2 separate regions of the Homo sapiens genome follow, and region 2 is linked to region 1. A link is an interaction called in ENCODE POLR2A ChIA-PET data of the cell type or tissue named here. Cell type or tissue: MCF 10A. All regions are shown on one strand. Links, peaks and the distances in the headings refer to the core of each region. The heading gives the core; the rest is flanking DNA.

Region 1 (7,637 bases), core at 1,087-6,086:
ATAAAGGAGGATTATGCCGTATTAGGTTTATGAAGGGTGCACCAGTCTGTTTCTAGGGTCAGTGGTGACAGCTCAAGCCAGCAATTAGGTTTCATTTAAGACTCCAGGAGGCAATTAGCATTCCCTTCTGCCCAGGAAATACTGTGATCTATTAGGCCTATTCTTTTGCATTATACATTTTGTAAAATGTGCTTTAAATGATGAAGGTACACATTTTTTGACACATAAGCAAGTCTTCAATTTATCATTTGAAAAATGGGGCTGACTTTTAGACTCCCTGTGTGTTTAAATCCGTGGGTTATAATGACTAACATCCTGGGTGGATTGTGCTTTTTAAATCAGTACATTTTTAAAAGATCATATATATTCTTTTATTCAAAGGTAAGGAATTTCTTATGGAATATTATATAATTATGTGATTTATGAGGGGAAAAATGGGACTGATGTGAAACAAATTAAAACTCCAAAATAATGAAATGACATCTACCAGTCTTAATTATATTCTTTAGAAAATTATTGTTTTACCTAAGAAGTGTCTAAAAATAAAGGCTGGGGAGGATGATTTGTGCAGTGCTTCTGCTGAGCAGCTGTTTGGTTGTTCCTAAAATGAGGCACGTTTTCTGAGTGCCAGGTTAGGTATGAGTGTGTACTTTGTGCCCCTTCATCCTTATGAATGTGTTTAGGAATTTTAGCTTTGCCCGTGAATATGCACTAATATTTAGTAGTTATTCAAACTGCTTTCCTCCCTCCTCCTCTCTTCCCTCCTCCCTCTTCTTTATTGCCTTTCTCACTCCTCCCTCCTCCTTCTTCCCTTCCTTCCTTTGGAATAAATTAGCTCAAATAATAGTAAATTATTCCTTTGGAATAAATTAGTTTGGAGGATTCTGATAGATTAATTACCGTATATGTATTCAACATTAATATCTTTTTGGGTATGATAAAAGAGAATGCACAGTGAGCAGCACATCAGGCCAGAAGTGCAAAGACCACCTATTTCCATGGGGCAATTAGGCTATCTCCTTATTGTTTGGTTCTTGGTTTACATTTTTTTCTCATTTGTAGATGATAAAACTATAATAGTGACTGAGCTCAGTACTTTGAAATCTGTGTGTGTTGACATTAAAGGCTCTGAGAAGTCTTGCAGTAAATGAAAATGTTTCAAAGCTAAATTCATTTTAGTAAGAATCTTTTAAAAAAAATCTATGTTATGGAACACCTGTAATATGGAAGGGCACTAATAGTAAATGGAATACCTACCAGAGAAATCTTGGTTTAGAAGTTACCTGGATAGAGAAGACATGTTTGTGGTCTTTAAGAAACTCAACATCTAATTTAGACCATGTAGTGGCTTGGATCGTTAAAATGATTAAACATTTAAAGTCATCATTAGCAGACCAGAACTAACTTTAATTTTTTAAATAGCTAGACTTTTGTGTTTTGTAGCACATAACAAGAGCAAATTCAAAGCAAAATATCAGGAATTATTCACAAAATCAATTTTCAAGAAAAGTTTAAAGAGCAGTAGGCATTTAGTTTAATGTCTTTATAGTACATTGAAGAGTAACGTTCAGTTTAAATTTGAGACACTGAGAATCTCATCCTTCAAAGAAAAATTCAGATATATCCATTTGGCTTATGGAGGCTAGAAAATGTGGTTAATATTAATATATACAGTACGGAAAAATCTTTGTTCTGCAAATTCTGGCCTTCTGCCCTCTGTCTCCCCCACTTACTTAGTTAGAATACTGCCAAGAAGCAAGCAAGCAAGCAGGCTGGGGAGTTGTAAGCCACTGAGAGCTTTAGAAATGCCATTGCAATTATTTTATTAATAGCTGCCTCTGTTCAAATTGTTTTGTGTAATTGGGCACGTAACAGGCATTGTGAATATAAATAATATGAACAGCTTTTCTCCACCATGGCCTCTTTACTTATGTCAAGCTAATTTGCTCAGTATTCTCTTCATCGGTTTTCCCCACTCCTATCTTTGGCCTTTTATACAGCAGAGCTTTATGTATAGAAACCCCCTTTCTGCTATAACCTTTAAACTTGTAACAACATTATGAAGGAGATGTTATTTTTATCTATAGTTTATCCTTGAGAAATGTGAGAATTAAAGAAGTTATTTGCTCAGCTCTCACAGCTAGTAAGTGGAGTAAGTGGCATGTGAACCCGTTCTCTCTGATTCCACAGCCCAAGTTCTTAACCACCACGTTAGGCTCAGAAGTCTGTGTAGGTCAAGTACATGTGTTCCTTCCTCCTTCCATTCATTCTTTCCTTTTGTCTATCCACCAGCTTGTTTAATAAATGCATTTTGATGTTTTCGAAAGTGGAGATGTTTTTCTGTGGTCATAATCTTGAAAAGAATCAGCAACTAATAACGTAGCCTTTAGCCCCATGTGGCTGTTTAGCATTTGAAATGTGGCTAGTCTGAGTTGGGATATTGCTGTCAGTGTCAAATACACATGGGACCTTGAAGACTTGTTATCAAAAAAAAGTAAAATATCTCATAATTTTTTATTTATTATATGTTGACATAATATTTTGTGTATATTGAGATAAATCTGTTGTCAAAATTAATTTCACCTGTCTTGATTTACTTTTGTATGTGACTACAAGGGAATCAACAATTACATAGGTGGCTTGCATTTATGGATCACATTATATTTCTTTTGGACAGCACCGTCATAGATGGTTATCAAACTACTCTTAGGAGCCCTAGTTCTTCAGTGATGCCTAAGAGGACTGAAGGAAAAGTAGTTAGAGACAGAAAGTAAAAGTAGTTATAGGTGATGGTAAAATGTAAGCCTGATGACACCTTAGATGACCAGCAGAGAGAGACTGATATTAATTGGCCTTTAGTTAGTATAGTACTTACCGTGTGCAAGTGCTTTGTCCAGTGGATTATCTTTCTTGATCCTTACGGCAACCCTGTGAAGTAAGCACTATCTTTGGCCTATTGTAGATGAGACAACTCGGGCTTAGAAAGGCTAAGTAACTTGCACAAGATCCTACAGCTGGTAAATAAATACTGGTTTACTATGTAACATCATGGCATGCAAATACTAGTGAATGATGGAGCCTAGTGTCAAATCTGGGCATGAATCCAGAGCTTGTGCTTGTATCCACTCTTCATCACCACTTCTCAAAGGCAAAAAGGAAAACGTTACCTAGACCTGATCTGCAGCAGCCCTTCTGCTCATTAGTATCTACCGGGGGTACCCATTATTTTCCCTAGCAGTGAAAGGTATCATCTTTAAACTAGGGAATATAGTAAAAACCATTGATGTTCCAGGAATGAGCTCAAGTTATCAGGAAATGATAAAAATCAAACTGGATGTGCTTCGTTTACTAACTCAAGGTTGTCCTAATTAGAAAGATATTTAAAATAAATTGTTTTTAGAAACTTGAAGCATACCAGATTCTTTTGTAACTGAGAGACGTGGGTATATTTCATAGCAAGTACAGATTTTGTAAATACAAATATTAGACATTTTTTCTCTCAGTGTACCAACATGTTTAAAAAATTGGTATAAACTTAGCCACAAACCTATGACCAGCTATTTAAAAATTTTTTGATGTTTTTTATAGGTTGGCGCAAAAGTAATCACAGTTTTTGCTATTAAAAGTAATGGCAAAACCCACAATTACTTTGACATCAACCTAATAGTTAATGTTCATGTGTAGACATAATTTCATACTTGTAATTTTATATACTCCTTCATAATCTATACATAATTTCTGTATTTTTTTATTTTTTTGAGACAAGATCTTGAGATCTTCCTACCTCAGCCTCCTGAGTAGCTAGGAATACAGGCATGTGGTACCATGCCCAGCTAATTTTTTATTTTTTTGTAGAGACAGGGTATCACTAGGTTACGCAAGCTGGTCTCGAACTCTTGGGCTCAAGTGATCCTCCCGCCTCAGCTTCCCAAAGTGCTGGGATTATAGGTGTGAGCCACCATGCCCAGCTAACTTGTAGTCTTAATAACTAATATTTGTAGTATCTTTACAATTGATATACTATAAATCCTCTTAATATTTTTTAAAAAACTAATTAATTTTTTAAAGACAAGGTCTTGCTCTGTTGCCCAGGCTGGAGTGCAGTGGTGTGATTATAGCTCACTGCAACCTTGAATTCCTGGGCTCAAGCAATCCTTCCACCTCAGCCTCCTAAGTAGCTAAGACCATAGGTGTATGCCAACATCCTGTGCCAAATTTTTTTATTTTTCATAGTTATGGGTTTCATCATGTTGCCCAGGCTGGTCTCGAACTCCTGGCCCCAAGTTATCTCCCCCACCCCCACCCCACCCCGGCCTTGGCCTTCCAAAATTCTGGGATTATAGGTGTGAGCTACTGTACCTGGCCTTTTTTTGTTGTTGTTATTATTGAAAGCATGCACATTTTACATTTCTTGCTATCGCATAGAAGATGATAGTGAAAATGATTCACATTAATACTTTTTTTGCTGTTGAATTTATTTTAGGATTAATTATGAGTGAGATTGATATAGTGAACATTTTTGTGATTCTTGAATCATACAGATGCAATGGAATTTCTAATGTAGGTCATAAAGATAAATTCAGTGGTAACACAGCTTTACCCTCATATAGGTGAGGGTCTTTGAGATCTTGCTTTCACACAATGTTTGATGACAAGGAAGTGGATTATCTCAGCAAATCCTTTTTTTTTTTTTTGAGATGGAGTCTTGCTCTGTTGCCCAGACTGGAGTGCAATGGCATGATCTTGGCTCACTGCAACCTCCGCTTCCCAGGTTCAAGCAATTCTCCTGCCTCAACCTCCTAAGTAGCTGGGATTACCGGCATGCGCCACCAGGCCCGGCTAATTTTTGTATTTTTTAGTAGAGATGGGGTTTCACTATATTGGCCAGGCTGGTCTCCAATTTCTGACATCAGGTGATCTGCCCTCCTCAGCCTCCCAAAGTTCTGGGATTACAGGTGTGAGCCACCATGCCCAGCCCAGCAAACACTTTCTTCTAACTCTTGCTTTTGTCTGTTTTTTACAGTTGCCTTCTTTATAATCTGACAAAAGAATTGTTGAACCCTAAATCGTACATGTGAAAGGTTGAATAATAACCTTTGCACTAGATTTACTTTTGCCATAAGTGTTCACTAATCTTTATGTCATTGAAGCAGACAAAGCGTGTTGGATAGAAATATTTCTGTTATGAATATGGTATGTACAGAATTGTTGAAAAATATATTTATAAAGAGGTAGCATCTAAATGAGAATGAAAAGATGTGGCGATATAGATGTAGGTGCAGATGAAGTATAAACAGATACTTCATTGACAAAAATAATTATAAATGATTATATCATTTTCAATTAATTTCTGGTACTCATTGGCTTGCCTTATATCGATATCTTTTGTGTCTACCTATTTTTTATTTACTTTTTCATGACCTTTTTTCAAATATATGTTTGCTATATCCGCTACTATATAACTTGTCATGTTTTGATGAGAAGTTATTGTCATCAAAGAGTGGTAGTGTAATGAGAAGCATGTAACGTCATTGAAAGCTGTTGTGCGAGGGGATGGTGAATAGGTTGTCTCTTCACATCCCATTGGCCAAAGTATATCACATGACCAAGCCAAGACTCACTGGGTTGAGGACTTCCACTCATCCCACATGATTCCCAGGCAAGTCACAGGGAACTGGATGGGATATCTTATAGGAAGGGAGCAAAGATTCGGGATCAATAATTCCGTCTTTTATTTATTTATTTATTTATTTATTTATTGAGAAGGAGTCTTGCTTTGTTGCCCAGGCTGGAGTGCAGTGGCGCGGTCTTGGCTCACTGCAAGCTCCGCCTCCCACATTCACGCCATTCTCCTGCCTCAGCCACCCAAGTAGCTGGGACCACAGGCACCCACCACCATGCCCGGCTAGTTTTTTGTATTTTTAGTAGAGACGGGGTTTCACCGTGTTAGCCAGGATGGTCTCGATCTCCTGACCTCGTGATCCGCCCGCCTCGGCCTCCCAAAGTGCTGGGATTACAGGCTTGAGCCACCGCGCCCGGCCAATAACGTCTTTTATTATACCACGATTGGTTATTTAACCATTCTCTTGTGGCTTGATACTCAGATTTTCCCCAATTTTAACTATTACAAAAAGTATCACTATAAACATAGATGAACAAATTACATTTATTTTACTTGGAGAGTTCTTCATTAGGGTTTAGTTTCCAAGGTAGGTTCTGTGGGTTAGAGGCAAGAATTGCTTGTAGATCTTGTTACATATGGCCAGATTGCTCCCTGGAAAAACTATCAGCTTATAGCAGCATCATCAATCTTTAAGTTTACAACTTTCCTCACATCCTGCTAGTGCTGGGTTTTGAAATTTTCATTTTGTTGATTTCATAATTGCTTACCATTTAATTTTTGTAATTACGAATGATGGTATTTAAAAAATATTTAGAACTAATTCTATTGTTATTGATCTATTACATTGAGTAAAACAAGAGCCACTTATAATTTTCTTACCTTGTTTTGAAAGTCATTAAAAAATACAAAAACACAACTCATTTTCATCCTCCTTGTTTTCTTGGCCCCATATTTTTCTCAGTATACTACTTTTTTTTTTCTTTTTCTCTCTCTTTTTTTTTTTTTTGTTTTTTGAGACGGAGTCTCACTCTGTCGCCCAGGCTGGAGTGCAGTGGGACAATCTCGGCTCACTGCAAGCTCCGCCTCCCGGGTTCACGCCATTCTCCCGCCTCAGTCTCCAGATTATTTGGGACTACAGGCGCCCGCCACCACGCCCGGCTAATTTTTTGTTTTTGTATTTTTAGTAGAGATGGGGTTTCACCGTGTTAGCCAGGATGGTCTTGATTTCCTGACCTCGTGATCTGCCCGCCTCGGCCTCCCAAAGTGCTGGGATTACAGGCGTGAGCCACCGCACCCAGCCTTTTTTTTTTTTTTTATTTAAACCGCTGAACTTTTTATTGGCCTCCTGCTCCCCAAAGGGTACCCTGCTTCTGCTGGCTTAATGTCTCAGAACTTTAGTGTCGTTGGACTGAGACACCACTTTGCCACTCACTTTGCGGCAGGTGGTGGTCTTTTGAATGGTTTGCGTGGAGTTGCTGCTGTCCATCACCAAGATTGAAGATTGAAGTCCTCACCGTCTTCCAGCAGGCAGCGGTAGGTGGTGACCCTAGCCTCCAGCTTGGCCTTGATGTTCAGCAGGGCCTCGCACTCCTGGGCTTGGTGTTGCGCCTCTTCCTGGGTCTGGGCCAGCCCTGACGCCAGGTGCAGCAGGATCTCGTTGAGCTGCTCCATCTGCAGGGTGTAGCGGACCTCCACCTCCCTCAGGCTGTTCTCCAAGCTGGCCTTCAGATTTTTCATGGAGTCCAGGTCGATCTCCAAGGACTGGACCGTACGTCCCAGCTCCGTGAGTGTCATCTCAGCAGCTCCAACCTGGGCGGACTGGGTGGTGACCACTGTGGTGCTCTCCTCAGTCCGCTCAGACCAGCACTTGTCCAGCTCCTCTCGGTTCTTCCGAGCCAGCTTGTCATATTGGGCCCAGATGTCTGCCATGATCGTGGCGAGGTCCTGAGATTTGGGGGCATCAACCTCCATGGTCAACCCAGAGCTGGCAATCTGGGCTTGTAGGCCTTTTAGT
Region 2 (7,637 bases), core at 1,797-6,796, 120 kb after region 1:
GAGTTTTTCTTTTCTAAACAGAACCCCTGATTAGATGATAGGCTACTATTAGGGAATTTATTATACTTATAAACAGTACTTGGATTCCCTGTAATTTGTTATAATTAATGCAAGAGTTCAAGAGCAGAAAGCAAGGATCAGGTCGTGGCATGTCTTTCTCTTTTGCAACACCTTGCTATCATTGGCTTTTTTTCACTAGTTAAGGCCTGTGTGTGTCTTTGTATGCATTTAAACAAATATTATCCTTTTTAGGAAATAATTGCAATCCTTTGGCTCATTGAAACTGAAGGAATCTTATTAAGAAGTTGGGTGTCTCTGGCAAAATAGGGTATTTATTGATCAATGAATGTTGAAAACTTCTAGACTTGAACGTTTGCCAAGAAAATCTTGTCTGTGTTTGGGTATATGCACATGCTTTTCTTCTCATGCATGTACATGTATTAGCTTATAGTATGAAAAAGCCTAGAAGAAAAACTTTCCCTTTTAAGGGTATCTTTGCTAGAGTTTTAGTTGTAGCTTTTCCTTTTGTTTGTTTGTGTTTTCCCCCTCCCTATGGGGTTATTTCAGTTTTGCATAGTTGCAGGAGTATTCGCTTTGTAGTTTGTTAGACAGTGCAGACTTTTAATTGACTGTCAACTTGAACAGTCATTAAATGTAAAAGCTTTTAGATAGTGCATGGGTCAGGTACCAAACGCATTATTAGACTTTAATAGTCATAAACTGAAATTCTTCTCAAGAGTTTTGAGGATAGAGGGATGGAGGGAGGGAGGCATTCAGGTTTATCTGGTTGCATGCCTGCATACATAGTATTTATCTGGTCCTGGCAGACAGAGAACAGCATGGGCCACCCTGTCCTTTATCTGGATTTACAGCTGTGAACACCCGCTGGAATGGATGGAATGTGTTGGTTCCTTCCTATGGGTATCTCTGTCAATCTAAGATTTTAAATTATTCCCCTTTGCTCTCCTGTACCCCAGGACTCTAGGACTACTTGTCTCTTTTCCCTCTTTTTTTTGTCTTTTATAGTAGAGAAACGTTTCCATTTGCAGAATATAACATCAGCCAGAAACCAATGCTGTCTGGCACTTTGGTACATGCTGCACTTGGGAGAACTGGGTTCCAGTACATTCTAGCAAGATTCCTCTGATATTGCTAGTTATGAAGAAAGTTTTCTAGTGAGGAAAGCACATTTTAAGTCTTACCCTGCTCTTCATAACAGTGACAGGACAATTTGTCTTTCCGGGTCCTGGTCTGGTCCTCCACTCCAGTAGTTTTATGGAAAGGCTTCAAAAAGTGAGGAATTTAAGGATGGCCCCTCTCTCCAAATTGTCACATCCCTACTGACCGTGCCTATGGGGAGAGATAAGTTGGTTTAACTAAATTTGAACTCTAGAGGAGGGAAGAGCAGACCAGGAGCCGTGTGTGATGATAATGATTCTGCAGGTTGGTAGTTACAGCTTACAGAGTGCTTTCACTAACCTGTTTTTCAAATTAGGAAAGAAAGTTTTCTTTCTTACTCAGACCTCCTTGAGAGTAGGGGGAGAAGGAGTAATGAATAGTTGATATGTGCTATTAAATTTGGATAACATTTTTTATGATCGATAATATAGAAGCTGCTCAGTGCAAACAAGTAAACGCCTGTGTGTGATACTGACGATGAATTGCATTTTACTTTTTAAAAATCTGCATTTAGAAATATATACACATAAGGGCCCAGTTTGTACCTGCTGTTGGACATAGCCACTCCTTCCAGATGGGAGCCTACAATCAGAAACTCTGGTCTGTAGATTTTACTTCTATCCCTCCATCCTTCTTCGAAAATTAACATGTAGTTAAAATGTATAACTCAGTCTTCTTTCCCTTCCTTCTATCTCTGGGGCAGAAAAGTGAAATATCTCAGAGGCTGCTGCCAGGAGAAAAAACAGATCTGAATAACCATTGGCCACAATATGAAACATGTCCTGTAATAGGATTTTTATGGAAAAGTTTCTCATTTCAACATTTGCCTCATATGCTGTAGCTCAGACTGTCTAAGTAGGGGTGGAGAAAAGCTTGGTGATTGAAGCCCTTCTTTAGAAGCATCATAAAAATCACCGGGTAGTGGTGTTTTATTTTCACTTTTATTTTTAGACTTCAGTGAAATTGGTGGTTTGCCCAGAATGGGCAGGGATCAGATCCTGCCTTCATCCCTGTGGTTGTTCATGCCCAGATCTGGTTGTGGCCATGTCTTTAAGGAAGCAGTATTACCTTGGACAAGTCATTCTCCTCCCTCAACACAGTTGCCTTCTCTAAGAAATGAAAGGATTGGACTGGGAATTTAAAAATCCTTCCCTTATTAAATAGCTTAGGCTCCATCATGCTGCAGTGATGTATGGCCCCCAAGCTTCTGTGGCTTTCACAAACAAAGGTTTATTTGCTGCCCACCTGACAGATCCACTGTGGGTCGTCTGAGGCTCTGTTCCCAGCTGTCTTTGCCCAGGGCTCAGGCTCACTGAGCAGCCTGCCCTCCCTGCTCACTGCAGGCCTCAGAGCAAAGGGAAGCAGAGGTGGAGAACCGGTCACTGGCTCTGGACACTTTTGCTTGGGAGCAACAATCACTTCCTGCTTCCATTCCCATTTCACTGGCCCCAAAGCTAGTCCCAGGAGTAATGAGGTAGGCAGGCATGACCCTGTTGGGAAGGCAGCAGACATTTGGAACCGTGGCAAGGGCCCTGCTCCTCCTGTCTTCACCATCCTGTGACTTACGCTGAGCATGTTGCATCCTAGGGTGGTAGTATGACCAAAATCAGATGCCAAGGCTTTAACCGTTTTACATGGCTCTCTCCTGTTTTGGGCACGTCTGCTGAACTGGACTTGGAATGAAGATTTCACTTGTGGGGAGGGGTGGGTGAAATATTTTAAAAGCAACACGTACCCGGCCTCTGAGTTCCTGGTGCCTTATTTGTAGTTCTGTGGTAATACAGCCCATGCTTTCAGAACACCACACGGACCTGCTCACTCTGAGAAGCATGAACAGAATTGCAAGTAAAACACAGTTGCAGACGTGCTGAGATAAATTCCTCATACATGAATTTAAAAGAGAGCATGAAGATCTTAGCAATTCATCTCTAAATGTTGAAGATATTGTTATGGGCTATAATTTTGAAGGGATCCTTTGATACTCTGTCAAAAGTACTGAAGGCTCTGTTGATTTGACCCAACAGGGCATTTTTTCAAACTTGATTTTTCAAACTCCTATGGGAGGAAGTGACTTGGATAAGTCACTTATTTTCTTACCATCGGATGAGGAGATTCTAGATAGATGAGGCCCCCAGAGACTAGGTCATAGCATGTTAGTTCCCAATAGATAACACTGATTATTAGGACGCCTTTTTTATTTCACCCCGACAAATCTGTATTTAATAAAAAGTTAATCTTTAAAAACAAAATTTAAAAATTTGAAAATACAAAATTTTACCTTCATTCGAGAAGCAAAATTATGTTCACCAATTCTTAGAGGCAGAGCAGAATCCTAACCTAAAACCATTCATTGGGCCTCAAGAGTCAGATGGACTATTTCCAGGTCTTTGAATATGAAAAATATTAAAAAGTTTTCCTTGTGAGCTTGGATTTTCAAAGAGGATCTCTTTGGAAAGTTGGCAAATGCTTACTTTCCTGGCATGAAAATTGTTGTTTTTTTTTTTCCTTTTCCCCTCCACCCAAAGCTATGACAGGGTGGAGTATACTTCCATGAAATTGCATGCTTCCAAAATAGAATTCACTGTTATATTTTACTACTGTTATAATTGAATCGCTAATGAGAAATAAGCAAAGAGCAGGCATTCTAGAAATAGAATTTCAACTCCTGTTGTCAAATTTAGTCATCATATTCGATAGAATTATAATATTTTATAAAACTGCCTTTTGTGCAAAATTGTACCAGCCAAACAATTTTCAAAGTGGTTTGAATTTCATTCTCGTTTCTGCAGTCTTACACAGTAGTACCCACAATCTCGTGGTAATAGCACCCTATCATTGCTGCTGTTTAGATTCTCTCCTAGTTTGGATGGCTTCCAGGAGAGAGCCCTGCTTGCTTCAGCTCCTTATTTTTATATTCCAGCAAAATCCTACACCCAACCTACATGATTAGGAATGTTCCTGGTGTTCCTTGCTAGTGGATTGTGAGTCACTGTTTCCTAGGATAGAATGGATCTGTAATAGAACTTGCTGACACATTATACAAATGGTAGCTGTAGATGAAAGTTGGAAGCAGCAGATTTTTAAGAACTAGAGCTGTTGTTTTGGTGGCAGATTAATTGGTTACTGGTCAACTCCCAAAGGTATTCTCTAATAAATAATCTTAGCTGATCATTTTCATCTCCAAGGTAACAGGTAACAAAGCTCTACCTCTGGCAGATGATGCCAGGTTAACACCTTTTCAGATGTTTTACTCCTTGGTTCTTAATCACTGAATCCTTAGATAGTACACTAGACAAAAACATGATCACAGCGATCAAAAAGATATGTGCATCCTTGTAAGGTGGAGACTGTTTTAGCACTCTCCAAGATACTACTCAGCATCTAGCAGACTTACACCCATAGAAAGTGCATGAATGATAGCTATGGGTTAAAATATCTGTTTGTCTTTCTGGCTTGGAGAGCAGCAAATAAGTCAAAACCACTCCAGAAAGATGAGAAGGAATGAATGGCATGTAGATGAGATTCAAACATTTTATAATTAGTAGGAATCAGTGAAATTTACCATTCTTTTCTACCTTGAGATTTTGCTTTTTGTTTTGCTTCGTGATTTTTTCTAGCCCATATTAGGTTTGACTAAAAAGGATTTTTAAGTAACTCCCAGTGTTTGCCCTTCTGATTTGAGTATAGGTTTTTCCCACCAAAGAGTGGTATGGCTGTCTTTATCCTGTTTAGTACACCCAAGAGGAGAGAAGAAGGACTCTACTGGAGCATGCACGGAGCCCAGTTCCTTCCCTCAAACAGGCATTGGATTGACTGATGTGTAATGATGCCTGTGACATCAACATGGTAGAGCCAGCAGTAATTAGCTCTCAGCGCCGATTGCCTCTCTCCAGGAAAGTTGGGCTTTGGTTCACTTATGGGTTCCCTTGATTGAGATGCCAAAGTGAAGTTAAAATACAGAGTTACAGTTACCAGGAGCAAAAGGATTGTTAGCATTTACCAGGAATTAATGCTAGAGAAATGTGATTGTTGTCGTTGTGACTATGTGTTGAGAGTATGGGCAAAGGAAGTGGAGTCCTGGGAAATAAACGTCTTGAGTGAGAAGTTTTCTAAATGTTTTAGGTAATTCTAAGAGGGCTATTTTATTGGTAGGGAAACAGTACACTGTATTAGCTCCTGAGGGCACTTGTCTAGTCTGAGACTTGATGTGTTTGGGCACGATTCTGTCCATCTGTACTTTGCTGGTTTGAGAATTTACTTCAGTTTCGAAAGTTGCATCAGATTAGATTTTTCTGATTCACAGATGTGTAAGGTGAAAACTGTATTTGATTTTTTAGTGGAATTACAAATTATTTGGCCTGTTTGTGATCTGCCTTACCGAACTTTTGAGTTTGAAAGGTGATGTGTTTCTAGAATGCATTCAGGAACGCACACTGTTGAGTGTAGCTTTGGCAGTCGTGTTGTCGTGGGTCTCCAGGTGTGCAAAAGTATTTTCATTCTCGGATTCTGTTATGAGGACCTGGTCCTTATCAGTGGTTTATCCCGCTGGCCTACAAATAAGTGATGTGATGAGAATCCTCTCAAGCTCAGAATGAACAGGATGTGGCACCTGCTACATCAAACAAAGATAAACACAGGCAGAGGTCACTTTCCATCTTTTATAGAAATGACCTTTATCAGCATCACAGGCATGTCCTGCTGTGTACACAAGGTTTTACATCTAGAGGCATCTGTGTTGTGGGAATATATTCCAAGTATGTGTTTTTAAGGTTGTTTGTTCCTCTATTCCCATGAACAGATATCAGTATTACCTGCAAGTCAAAAAAGATGTGCTTGAAGGGCGATTACGATGTACATTGGACCAGGTGATTCGGCTAGCCGGCCTAGCTGTGCAAGGTAAGACATAGTTATGAGCAGCATGTGAAATTCCATTTTCTGTTTGATCATGGTGTTGCTGGCCTCTCAGAGTGAGAAGTTAGATTTACTTAAATGATCCCTTAGTAATGCTCCCTTTTTATTTCAAGTTATCTTACGTGAAAAATGCAAAGTTAGTGATTTTTGGTGGCTGGGTGGTAGATTTCTCAAAGCTGTTTGCAAACTGCTCATGCTTGTATAATTACAGTTTTATATGAGGAAATAGCAGCTTTTATTCTGCCTTTAATTAAGGCTACATTTCAGGGTTTGTGGAACATTTTCTCAGAATTATTCCAAGGCACAATGTGGTCATATTCTGTAGCTTGATGCTGCAAAGGTGTTACTATCACAACTTCTTTGAGTGTGATAGCTTTAAACATTATAGTATAATGCATTCTAATGCAATTAAAGAGGTAGATTTAAAATCCATGATTGTAACATGAAACAACAAATGTGTATTGGACTGAATTTATCTTTCAATCCATCCTATAAAGGTTTATATTACATAGCTGTTTTTTGCCTTCTCTAAATTGTTATGTGTGGGACTTTATATGTATATTTTATACATTATGGTTTATTGAGTGGTGGCTTAACTGCCTTCAGTTATACTGAAAGCAAGATAGGCCATATTGAAAGCAAGATAGGCCAGCGCGGTGGCTCATGCCTGTAATCCCAGCACTTTGGGAGGTCGAGGCAGGTGAATCACTGGAAGTCAGGAGTTCGAGACCAGCCTGGCCAACATGGTAAAACCTTGTCTCTAATAAAAATACAAGAATTAGCCAAGCATGGTGGCACACGCCTGTAATTCCAGCTACTCAGGAGGCTGGAGCACGAGAATCGCTTGAACGTGGGAGGTGGAGGTTACAGTGAGCTGAGGTCACACCACCACACTCCAGCCTGGGTGACAAAGCTAGACTCTGTCTCAAAAAGTAAAAATTAAAAACATTTTTTTAAAAAAGCAAGAAGATGGTAATATAGTTTTTGAAAAGAAACTTTTCCTTTTAGTCATTTTCTTGAAAACCAGCTTATCTGCAAGTGTGAGCCAGCCAGCAGCTGGGTTCTTCCTGCATGGACTGTTGTTTTAGAAGGTGTGAACTGACTTCCCATCCCAAACACTGGGCTGAATTGAATCATCTCAGATTTAAGTGTCTGAAGAGGCAGCCCTTCTCCTGACCTCTTTCATTCTGAAGTATTAACAACTTAACAATTTCTGTTAGAAGTGTAATTTCTATACAGTTAGCTTCTGTTGTAATTCTGTGGATGGAAACAGGCAAAATCTGATGTATCACCTCTGTCTGCTTAAAGACTGGAGGGGAAGAAACAATGGCCAGTTATGATAGAGAAATCAGAGGTAGCATTGTTGAAATAATGGAGAAGATCAATATGTCCCTCATTGTCAAATTGGGTCTTTCTTCTTTTAAAAAGCTTTCGTTGGGCTGGGTGTGGTGGCTTATGCCTATAATCCCAGCACTTTGGGAGGCCAAGGCAAGAGGATTACTTGAAACCAGGAGTTTGAGACCACCCTGGGCAACAAAACGAGACTC

What was found. ChIA-PET counts read pairs that join two places held together with the same protein. Peaks named below come from ENCODE experiments on the same cell type or tissue, not always from the same donor. Only the 100,000 strongest peaks of a DNase experiment are listed, where the experiment ranks them.
Region 2: POLR2A ChIA-PET joins it to region 1 with 5 read pairs; 6 of 35 experiments call an interaction of 5 or more read pairs at or near these places.

What each region holds. Positions count from the first base shown.
Region 1 is chr1:214,532,836-214,540,472 of GRCh38, reverse strand. The region is part of intron 1 of PTPN14 (protein tyrosine phosphatase non-receptor type 14); the gene reads left to right. It also overlaps the pseudogene KRT18P12. Among named protein-coding and RNA genes, the nearest start is that of PTPN14, 15 kb to the left of the region's middle. In MCF 10A, for the core only: no CTCF peak of the experiment used is centred there; a DNase peak (open chromatin) is centred at 3,082.
Region 2 is chr1:214,413,067-214,420,703 of GRCh38, reverse strand. PTPN14 (protein tyrosine phosphatase non-receptor type 14) reads left to right here. Exons shown (of 19, transcript NM_005401.5): 4 at 5,978-6,075. LOC124904508 (a long non-coding RNA gene) reads right to left here and starts at 3,546. Exons shown (of 3, transcript XR_007066875.1): 1 at 3,458-3,546; 2 at 1,725-2,999; 3 at 732-1,350. RefSeq lists an enhancer at 591-1,153. In MCF 10A, for the core only: no CTCF peak of the experiment used is centred there; DNase peaks (open chromatin) are centred at 2,153 and 4,093.